Regions from separate parts of the Homo sapiens genome. Here region 2 is linked to region 1. A link is an interaction called in ENCODE POLR2A ChIA-PET data of the cell type or tissue named here. Cell type or tissue: Panc1. All regions are shown on one strand.

Region 1 (5,000 bases):
CCCACCCACCTGGGCCTCCCAAAGTGCTGGGATTACAGGCGTGAGCCACCACGCCAGGCCCATTTTAGATATTTTCATCCAAATGATCACAATTTTGAACTTTTTTTTTTGTCACAAAAGTGGTAAGTTTTAGTTATCTAGAAAACGAATCAATATAAATGTTTTCATGCCCTGATGAGGGGCTCAATTAATGAGGTCACAAGAAGTCTCTCTCTTGCATGCATTTAGATTATGAAAAAAACCAAGAGGATGAGACTTTTCTTTTTTGAGACACAGTCTCTCTCTGACACCCAGGCTGGAGTGCAGTAGCATGATCACAGCTCACTGCAGCCTTGATCACCTGGGCTCAAGTGATTCTTCCACTTCAGCCTCCCAAATAGCTGGGACTACAGGCACTTGCTACCACACCTGGCTATTTATTTTATTTTATTTTATTTTAAGAGATGGGATCTCACCATGTTGCCCAGGCTGGTCTGGAACTCTCGGATTCAAGCGATCCTCTCGCTTTGGTCTCCCAAATTTCTGGGATTATAGGCATGAGCCACCACTCCTAGCTGAGACTTTTCAAACAAAACTTCAGACTTTTCAAACAGAACTGGCCAGGCGCGGTGGCTAATGGCAAGGTGTGGTGGCTCACGCTTGTAATCGCAACACTCTGGGAGGCCGAGACGGGCGGATCCCTTGAAGTCAGGAGTTCGAGACCAGCCTGGCCAACATGGTGAAACCCTGTCTCTACTAAAAATACAAAAATTAGCTGGGCATGATGGCACGTGCCTGTAATCCCAGCTACTTGGGAGGCTGAGGCAGGAGAATCGCTTGAACCAGGGAGTCGGAGGTTGTGGTGATCTGAGATTGCGCCACTGCATTTCAGCCTGGCAACAGAGTGAGACTCCATCAAAAGAAAGAAAGAAGGAAGGAAGGAAGGAAGGAAGGAAGGAAGGAAGGAAGGAAGGAAGGAAGCAAGCAAGCCCCAAGGAGGGATGCAGAGCAAGATGGCCGAAGAGAAGCCTCCAGCAATTGTTCTGTTCATAGGAACGCCACATTTGCCAACTATCTACACTAAAGAGCACCTTCATAAGAACCAAAAATCAGGTTAGCAATCACAATACGTAGTTTTAAATTCATATCACTGACAGAGGCACTGAAGAGGGTAGAAAGGAAAGTCTTGAATCTCTGATGCCACCCCTCTCCCATCCTCTAGTAGTGGCTACTTAGTGCAGAGAGAGAAACTGTGTGCTTGTGGGAAGAGGAGTGCAGAGGCTGGGGCTTTGCATTAGAACTCAGTGCTGCCAGCACAGGGCAGAACTCAGCTGGTGCCTATGGAGGGAGCATTTAAACCAGCCTTAGCCAGAGGGACATTGCCCATACCAGTGGCTGGAATTTGAGTTTTGGTAAGCCTTGCCACCATGGGCTAAATGGCCCTGGGGTCCTAAATAAACTTAAAAGGCTGTCTAGGCCACAAAGGCTGCAAATCCCAGGCAAGTCCTAGTGCTGCGCTGGGCTTGGAGCCAGGGTACTGTGGGGGCACACAACCTAGTGAGACACTAGTCACGGGTGCTAAGGGAGTACTCCCCCAATCCCAGGCAGCACAGCTTGCAGCAATGAAAGTGACTCCTTCCTTCTGCTTGAATAGAGGAGAGGGAAGAGTAAAGATGACTTTGTTTTGCACCTTGGATACGAGCTCAGCTGCAGGATAGGGCACTGGGCAGAGTCGGGAGGCCCCTATTCCAGGCACTAGCTCCTGGATGACATTTCTAGACACACCTGGGCCAGAAGGGAATCCGCTGCCTTGAAGGGGAGGACCCAGTCCTGGCAGGATCCATCACCTGCTGACTAAAGAGCCCTTGAGCCCTGAATAATCAGCAGTGGTAGCCAGGTAGGATATGCTGTGGGCCCCGGGTGAGAAACTCTGAGATGTGCTGGCTTCAGATGTGACGCAGCATATTCCCAGCTGTAGTGGCTCTGAGGAGAGACTCCTTCTGCTTGAGAAAAGAAGAATAAAGGGGACTTGGTCCTGCAGCTTAGGTATCAGGCCTGCCACAGTGGAGAAGAGCACCAGGCAGCCTCTGGGGGTCCTCAATTCCAGGCCGTGGCTCTTGGACTGCACTTCTGGACCTAACCTGGCCCAGAGAGAAGCCCACTGCCCTGAAGGGTGAGTCCCAGGCCTGGCAGCATTCACCACAAGCTGACTGAAGAGCCCTTGGGCCTTAAGGGCACATTGGTGGTGTCCTGGCAGTCAGTCACCTTCCCTATGCACCTGTGGGAGTGGTGAGTGGTGGACACGGGGAGAGACTCCTCTGCCTGGGGAAAGGGGAGGGAAGAGTGGGAAGAGCTTTTTTATTTTTTTTTTATTTTTATTTTTTTTGTGGTTTCAGTGCTAGCTTAGCTGCAGTAGAATAGAGCACCAGATAGATTCCTAAGGTTTCCAACTCCAGGCCCTAGCTCCTGGATAGCATCTCTGGACCCACTCAGGGGATTTGCCACCCCGAAGGGAATGATACAAGGCTGGCTGGCTTCACCATCAGCTGATTAGAGAACTCTAGGGCCTTGAGCGAACGTAGGTCGTGGTTACAGCAAGCCTTGGGCAAGACCCAGTTCTGTGCTGGCTTTTGATCTGACCCAGTACCGTCCCAGTGGTGGTGGCCACAGGGGTGCTTGTGTCACCCCTCCCCTAGCTCCAAGCAGCTCAGCACAGAGAGACAGACTGTTTGTTTGGGAGAAAATAAGGGCAGAGAACAAGAGTCTTTGTCTGGTAATCTAGAGAATTCTTCTGGATCTTATCCAAGACACCAAGGCTTCTATAACTCTGCAAGAACCGTAGTGTTACTGGGCTTGGGGTAGCACCTAATGCAGATACAGCTGCAGTGACCACAAATGTAGATCACAACACCCAAGTCCTTTAGAATACCTGTAAAGCCTTCCTAAGAATGATGAATATAAAGAAACCCAAACTGCAAAGACTACAATAAATATCTAACTCTTCTATGCCTAGACACCAACAAACATACACAAGCATCAAGACCATCCAGGAAAAAGTGACCTCACCAAACAAACTAAATAAGGCACCGGGGCTAATCTTGGAGAGACAGAAATATGTGACCTTTCAGACGGATAATTGAAAATAGCTGTTTTGAAGAAACTCAAAGAAATTCAAGATCACACAGAGAATGAATTCAGAATCTTATCAGATAAATTTAACAAAGGAATTGAAATGATTAAAAAGAATCAAGCAGAAATGATGCCCCAGGAAATAAGTGTTCACTGAGATGAGAAAAGTGTGAAAACACTGAAGGGTTAGAAGAAAAGATAATCCAGATCTGTTGATCCCAACCTTGGCTGCACACTAGAATTACTTGAATTCTAATGTGAGCAGTTGTAAATCCTGATGCCTGGCCACACTAAACCAATCAAATCAGTAATTTTAAAACTCCACAGGTGATTCCAGTGTGCCTGCAGACTTGCCCACCACTGATCCAGAACAGCCCTCCACAAACCTTAACCTGCATATAAATCATTTTCATTTTTTTTTTTTTTGAGGCAGAGTATTGCTCTATCACCCAGGCTGGAGGGCCGTGGCACAATCTTGACTCACTGCAACTTCTGCCTCCAGGGTTTAAGTGATTCTCATGCCTCAGCCTCCTGAGTAGCTGGGATTATAGGTGTGCATCACCGCATCTAGCTAATTTTGATATTTTTAGTAGAGACAACATTTCACCATGTTGACCATGCTGGTCTCAAACTCCTGGCCTCAAATGCTCTTCCCACCTTGGCCTCCCAAAGTGCTGGAATTAGTGGCATGAGCCACCACACCTGGCCTAAGTCATTTGCATTTCTTTCTTTCTTTCCTTCCTTCCTTCCTTCTTTTGAGACAGCGTCTGGCTCTGTCTCCCAGGTTGGAGTGCAGTGGCTTGATCTCAGCTCACTGCAATCTCTGCCTCCTGCTCTCAAGCCATCTTCCCACCTCAGCCTCCTAAGTAGCTGGGATTACAGGCACATGCCACCACATCTGGCTAATTTTTATATATATATATATATTTGTTGTAGAGATGGGGTTTCGCTGTGTTGCCCAGGCTAGTCTTGAACTCCTGAGCTCAAGCAGTCTGCCAGCCTCGACCTCCCAAAGTGCTGGGATTGCAGCCATGAGCCCCCGCATCTGGCCAAGATGCCGCATGTCTAACAAGCTTCCAACTGCTGCTGCTCCTGGTCCAGGGACCATACTTTGAGGAACAAGCCTCAAGAAGGTAGGTGGCAGGCCAAATTGCAATTGATGAACAAGTAGCAGGATAGCAGGCAAGACTTTGAGAAGCATCTTCAGCACATTATTTTTTTATTGTGGGAAAATATACACAACACAAAATTTACCATCACAACCATTATTATTATTATTTTTTAATTTGAGATGGAGTTTTGCTCTTGTTGCCCAGGGTGGAGTGCAATGGTGCAGTCTTGGCTCACTGCAATCTCCACTTCCCAGGTTCAAGCTCCTGCCTCAGTCTCCCAAGTAGCTGGGATTACAGGCGCCCACCACTACACCCAGCTAATTTTTATATTTTTAGTAGAGACGAGGTTTCATCATGTTGGCCAGGCTGGTCTCGAACTCCTGACCTCAGGTGATCCATTCGCCTTGGCCTCCCAAAGTGCTGGGATTACAGGTGTGAGCCACTGCACTGGGCCTCATCTTAACCATTTTTAAGTATACAGTTCAATGACATTAAGTACAATCATGATTGTGCAACCATCACCACCATCCACCTCCAGAAATTTTTCATCTTCCCAAACAACAACTCTGTCCCCATTAAACACGAACTCCCTCTAACCCCTCTCTCTAGCCCAGCAGTCCCCAGTCTTTTTGGCACCAAGGACTGGTTTTGTGGAGGACAATTTTTCCACAAACCAGGGTGGGGGATGGTTTTGGGATGATTCAAGTGCATTACATTTATTGTGCACTTTGTTTCTATTATTATTACATTGTAATATATAATGAAATAATTATACAGCTC
Region 2 (5,000 bases), 190 kb after region 1:
CCAGGTTCAAGCTATTCTCCTGCCTCAGCCTCCCGAGTAGCTGGGACTACAGGCGGGTGCCACCACACTCGGCTAATTTTTTGTATATTTTTTTAGTAGAGATGGGGTTTCACCGTGTTAGCCAGGATGGTCTCAATCTCCTGACCTTGTGATCCGCTCGCCTCAGCCTCCCAAAATGCTGGGATTACAGGCGTGAGCCACCGCACCTGGCCCTTGCCAGTAAAATGTTAAATGTATATTCCCTTTGACCTGGCAATCACACTTCTCAAATTCATCCTGCAGATATATTTGCCCACAAGGGAAATGACACGTACAGTGATTATACTGCAGCACTGTTTGTAATAGCAAAATATCAGCAGTAAGCTAGCAATCCATCAGTTTCACTACAGTTAAATGAAATAAGTTCCATCCCAACAAAAGGATACAATGAAACTATAATGGGAGCTAAGGGAGAAGAATGAAAGATCTCCATTCATTGTGGAGTGTGAAGAGCCAGGTGCAGAACTGTGTGTATGGGGACAACCTTTCATATAAAAAAGAAACAAGAGGAGGCAATTAAATTGATGTGTAGAGTCAATGCAATTCCAATTGAAATCCCATGAGATTCTTTTTTTGGTAAAAATTGATAAGCTGATTCTAAAATTCATCTGGAAATGCAAAGGACCTAAAATAGCCAAAATAACTCTGCAGAAGAAAAACAAAGTTGGAGGAAGAACACTACTTGATTTTGAAAGTTGTTACCAGCATGGGCTGAAGAACGACTAGTTAAGTACTATGCTGACTGCCTGGGGGACAGGATCGCTGGGACCTCAAGCCTCAGAGTCATGCGATTTACCCATGCAACAAAGCTGCACATATACCCTTTAGTCTATAATAAAAGTCAAAATTTTAAAAATAAAATAAATGTGAAATTAGGGCCAAAAAAGAGAAAATTGTTATAAAGCTATAGCAATCAAAACAGCATAGTATTGGCTTAAAGAGGGCAGATAGATCAATGGAACCTAATAGAGTCCATAAATAAATCCATACATCAATGGACAACTGATATTGAACAAGGTTACAAAAGCGATGAGGTAGAGAAAGGATGGCCATCTCAATAAATGGTGCCGGGACATTTGATATCCACATGCGAAAAAATGAACTTGGATCCCTACCTGGAACCCCGTACCTTGTCCTCACAAAAGATCTGAACAGATACTTCAACAGAGAAGATACAGGTAAAGCAAAAATGCACATGAGAAGATGCTCAACATCATTAGTCACTAGGGAAATACATGAGAAAACTTTTTGGTAGGCCAGGCGCGGTGGCTCACGCCTGTAATCCTAGCACTTTGGGAGGCTGAGGCCGGTGGATCACGAGGTCAGGAGATCGAGACCATCTGGCTAACACGATGAAACCCCGTCTCTACTAAAAATACAAAAAATTAGCCGAGCATGGTGGTGGGTGCCTGTAGTCCTAGCTAATCGGGAGGCTGAGGCAGGAGAATGGCATGAACCTGGGAAGCGGAGCTTGCAGTGAGCCAAGATCAGGCCACTGCACTCCAGCCTGGGCAACAGAGCAAGACTCTGTCTCAAAAAAAAAAAAGAAAACTTTTTGGGGTGATGGATTTTTTCCCTAACCCCAATTGTGGTGATGGTTTCACAGGTATACACATATGTTAAAACATATCAAATTGCACATTTTAAATGTGTACACTTTGTCATATATATTTTTTTCCTTTTGAGATGCGGTCTCTGTTGCCCAGGCTGGAGTGCAGGGGCACAATCTTGGCTCACTGCAACCTCTGCCTCCCAGGTTCAAGAGATTCTCCTGCCTCAGCCTCCTGAGTAGCTAGGATTACAGGCATGCGCCACCATGCCCAGCTAATTTTCGTATTTTCAGTAGAGATGGGGTTTTACCGTGTTGGCCAGGCTGGTCTTGAACTCCTGACCTTAGGCGATCTGCCCACCTCAGCCTTCCAAAGTGCTGGGATTACAGGCATGAGCCACAGTGCCCAGGCTGTTGTATATTATTTATGCCTAAAAAAAAAAAAAAAGGCCGTTTTAAGGGAAGGAATAAAGGAGGTAGATTTAGAGGAATATAGTCATATTTTCAACAAGAATCTCTAGATATAAAAGAGACTAGTAGGGCAGGCGCGGTGGCTCACGCCTGTAATCCCAGTACTTTGGGAGGCTGAGGCGGGTGGATCACGAGGTCAGGAGTTCGAGACCAGCCTGGCCAACATGGTGAAACCCCGTCTCTACTAAAAATATAAAAATTAGCCGGACGTGGTGGCAGATGCCTGCAATCCCAGCTACTCGGGAGGCTGAGGCAGAGAATCACTTGAACCCGGGAGGCAGAGGTTGCAGTGAGCCGAGATCACGCCACTGCACTCCAGCCTGGGTGACACAGTGAGGCTCCGTCTCAAAAAAAAAAAAAAAGAGACTACAGTTGTTATGAGGAGTGAGACTTTTAAATATTGAATTATCTTTTCATACTTTAAAAATATTGAACCATATGAATACATTTTCTATTTCAAAAATTAAACAATAAAAAATAGAAATGATTTTTAGGCCAAAGGGAGTAATCTGAGTTAATATTTTTCCTGCTTAAGTCACAAAGACTCCCAAACTGAAACTCGCCCAAGCCCACAAGCTTCTCCCTAGAGCAGCAACCCCAGCTCTTCACATTGTCCTCTTGGGTGACTGGCAGTGCCCAGAGATGGGGACTTCCTGTTCATGGCTATAGACAGAGTGGTGTGTTTTGTTAGGCCATTTATATGCAGACACATATTCTTTGCGCTCAGAAGAGTCTGGATAACATCTTAAAGTCGTGTCAAAACAGTGGAAAGCACCAATGGAATTTGAAAGAATGTTTTCAGAGTCAAAGACCAGTATGGATTTACCACTATATTGTCCAATTAATGATCAGCTAAGATGACCTCAGCAATAAGATGCATAGAAAGAAATAACTCTCATAGTTTTAAAATTATCAGGAATTTTGCTTCAAAACCTGAATCAAATAGCATGTATTTGTATTAACAAATAGTAATTTGTATTAATCAAATAGTAATGTATTAACAATATGAGAAAGGAAAATTTTAACATGGAGAGAAATTTAAACTTCCTGATCTAGGATGGTGGTTAAAATCCAAGGTGCTGGCCTGGCGCGGTGGCTCACGCCTGTAATCCCAGCACGCTGAGAGGCTGAGGTGGGTGGATCATTTGAGGTCAGGAGTTGGAGACCAGCCTGATCAACATGGTGAAACCCTGTCTCTACTAAAAGTACAAAAATATTACCCAGGCATGGTGGCGCATGCCTGTAGTCCCAGCTACGGGGAGGCTGAGGCAGGAGAATCGCTTGAACCCAGGAGGCGGAGGTTGCAGTGAGCCAAAATCACATCACTGCCCTCCAGCCTGGGGGACAGAGCAAGACTCCGTCAAAAAAAAAAAAAAAAAAAAAAAAAAAAAAAAAATCCAAGGTGCTCTGGCCAAGTTTAAGACATAGATTGTCTCACTCCAGATAACCGGTTTAGGATTTCCAGTTGGAAAGATGTCAATATTCCTTTGGCCCCTGATGCTGTGAGACTGTTGCAATTATTCTGGAAGGCTGTTGTAAGCCCTGAAATGTCTCCTTGTTTCTTTTCCATAAGAGGATTAAAGATATTGGATCTGGCTTGTGAAGTGAATGTGGGAGGGTTTTTTAGTCTAGCATTTCTCATCAGGAATCAATTCTCCCAGTTGACAAGAATCAACCTTTAGAATAGAGGTTGATTTGCCCACTGGGAGTCATCTTGCAGTTTCATTATAAAATGGTTCTGCTGAGCCAAGCTGCATAATGAATAAACCAGTCTATGGAAATGCTATAGGAGGTTTTCTATTACCATCCATTTGGGGGTTCCCACCTACCTTCAGCTTCCTTATTTAAATTTTGTGTGAACAACATAAAAACTTTGTGTTCATTGAAGAGTTTAATAAAAACAACACAAAGGACTGTTTCTAAAGGAGCTTTGAAAGTTCAAGATTCTAGAAAACTTATATCAAGATTTTATCACTGCAAACATCTTGAGTAAATAGAAACTCAAAAGAGCTCTTTTATATTCACTGTATTTGTCAAAGACTGAGCTATTTTATAGGATTTTGTGGCTTGGGGTGAAAGTATTTTTATGACCTGTTCTAACAGAAAAAAAAAAAAACCCAAACCTGATTAAGATATCATCAGCTGAGCTTCTGAGACCCCCCGAGACCCCTTGGAGCCTCAACTCCGGCCGGGCATGGTGGCTCACGCCTGTAACCCCAGCACTTTGTGGGACCAATGCAGGCGGATCACTTGAGGTCAGGAGTTCAAGACCAGCCTGTCCAACATGGTGAAACCCCATCTCTACTAAAAATACAAAAATTAGCCAGACGTGGTGGCAGGCGCCTGTAATCCCAGGTACTTGGGAGGCTGAGACAGGAGAATTGCTTGAACCTGGGAGGTGGAGGGTGCAGTGAGCTGAGATCATGCCATTGCACCCCAGCCTGGGGGACAGAGAAAGACTTCATCTCAAAAAAAAAAAAAAAAGTCTCAATTCCTATAAACTGATACATGATCGTTCTTCAAACTAACCAAGCGGACTTCATTGCTTTTAGAGGACACAATTAATTCTCTCTGAAAGTTTCCCCACCTCTATAGAGAAAATGTTTTTCTCTCTTTGACTCTGTCTTCACCTTTCTGAACAGCTATCCCAAACCCCACATCGTACCCAGATCAATTCAGTGAAAAAGCTAGCCTGGGCTAAAGTTAATTGTACCTTTAAAAAGCAATAGGGCTGGGCGCAGTGGCTCACACCTGTAATCCTAACACTTTGAGAGGTTAAGGTGGGCATATCCCTTGAGCCCAGGAGTTCGAGACCAACCTGGGCAACAAGGCAAAACCCCCAAACCCCGTCTCTACAAAAAAAAAAAAAAAAAAAAATTAGCCAGGTGTGATGGTGTGTGCCTGAAGTCCCAGCTACTTTTGAGGCTGAGGTGGGAGGATC

Evidence for each region. Peaks named below come from ENCODE experiments on the same cell type or tissue, not always from the same donor. Only the 100,000 strongest peaks of a DNase experiment are listed, where the experiment ranks them.
Region 2: POLR2A ChIA-PET joins it to region 1 with 8 read pairs; 5 of 35 experiments call an interaction of 5 or more read pairs at or near these places.

The regions. Positions count from the first base shown.
Region 1 is chr18:57,820,962-57,825,961 of GRCh38, reverse strand. No RefSeq gene overlaps it. Among named protein-coding and RNA genes, the nearest start is that of ATP8B1, 20 kb to the right of the region's middle. RefSeq lists a silencer at 2,718-2,918. In Panc1, no CTCF peak of the experiment used is centred here; no DNase peak of the experiment used is centred here.
Region 2 is chr18:57,634,265-57,639,264 of GRCh38, reverse strand. All of the region lies in intron 1 of ATP8B1-AS1 (ATP8B1 antisense RNA 1), which reads right to left. Among named protein-coding and RNA genes, the nearest start is that of ATP8B1-AS1, 6.4 kb to the right of the region's middle. In Panc1, no CTCF peak of the experiment used is centred here; no DNase peak of the experiment used is centred here; H3K27ac peaks cover 673 bases.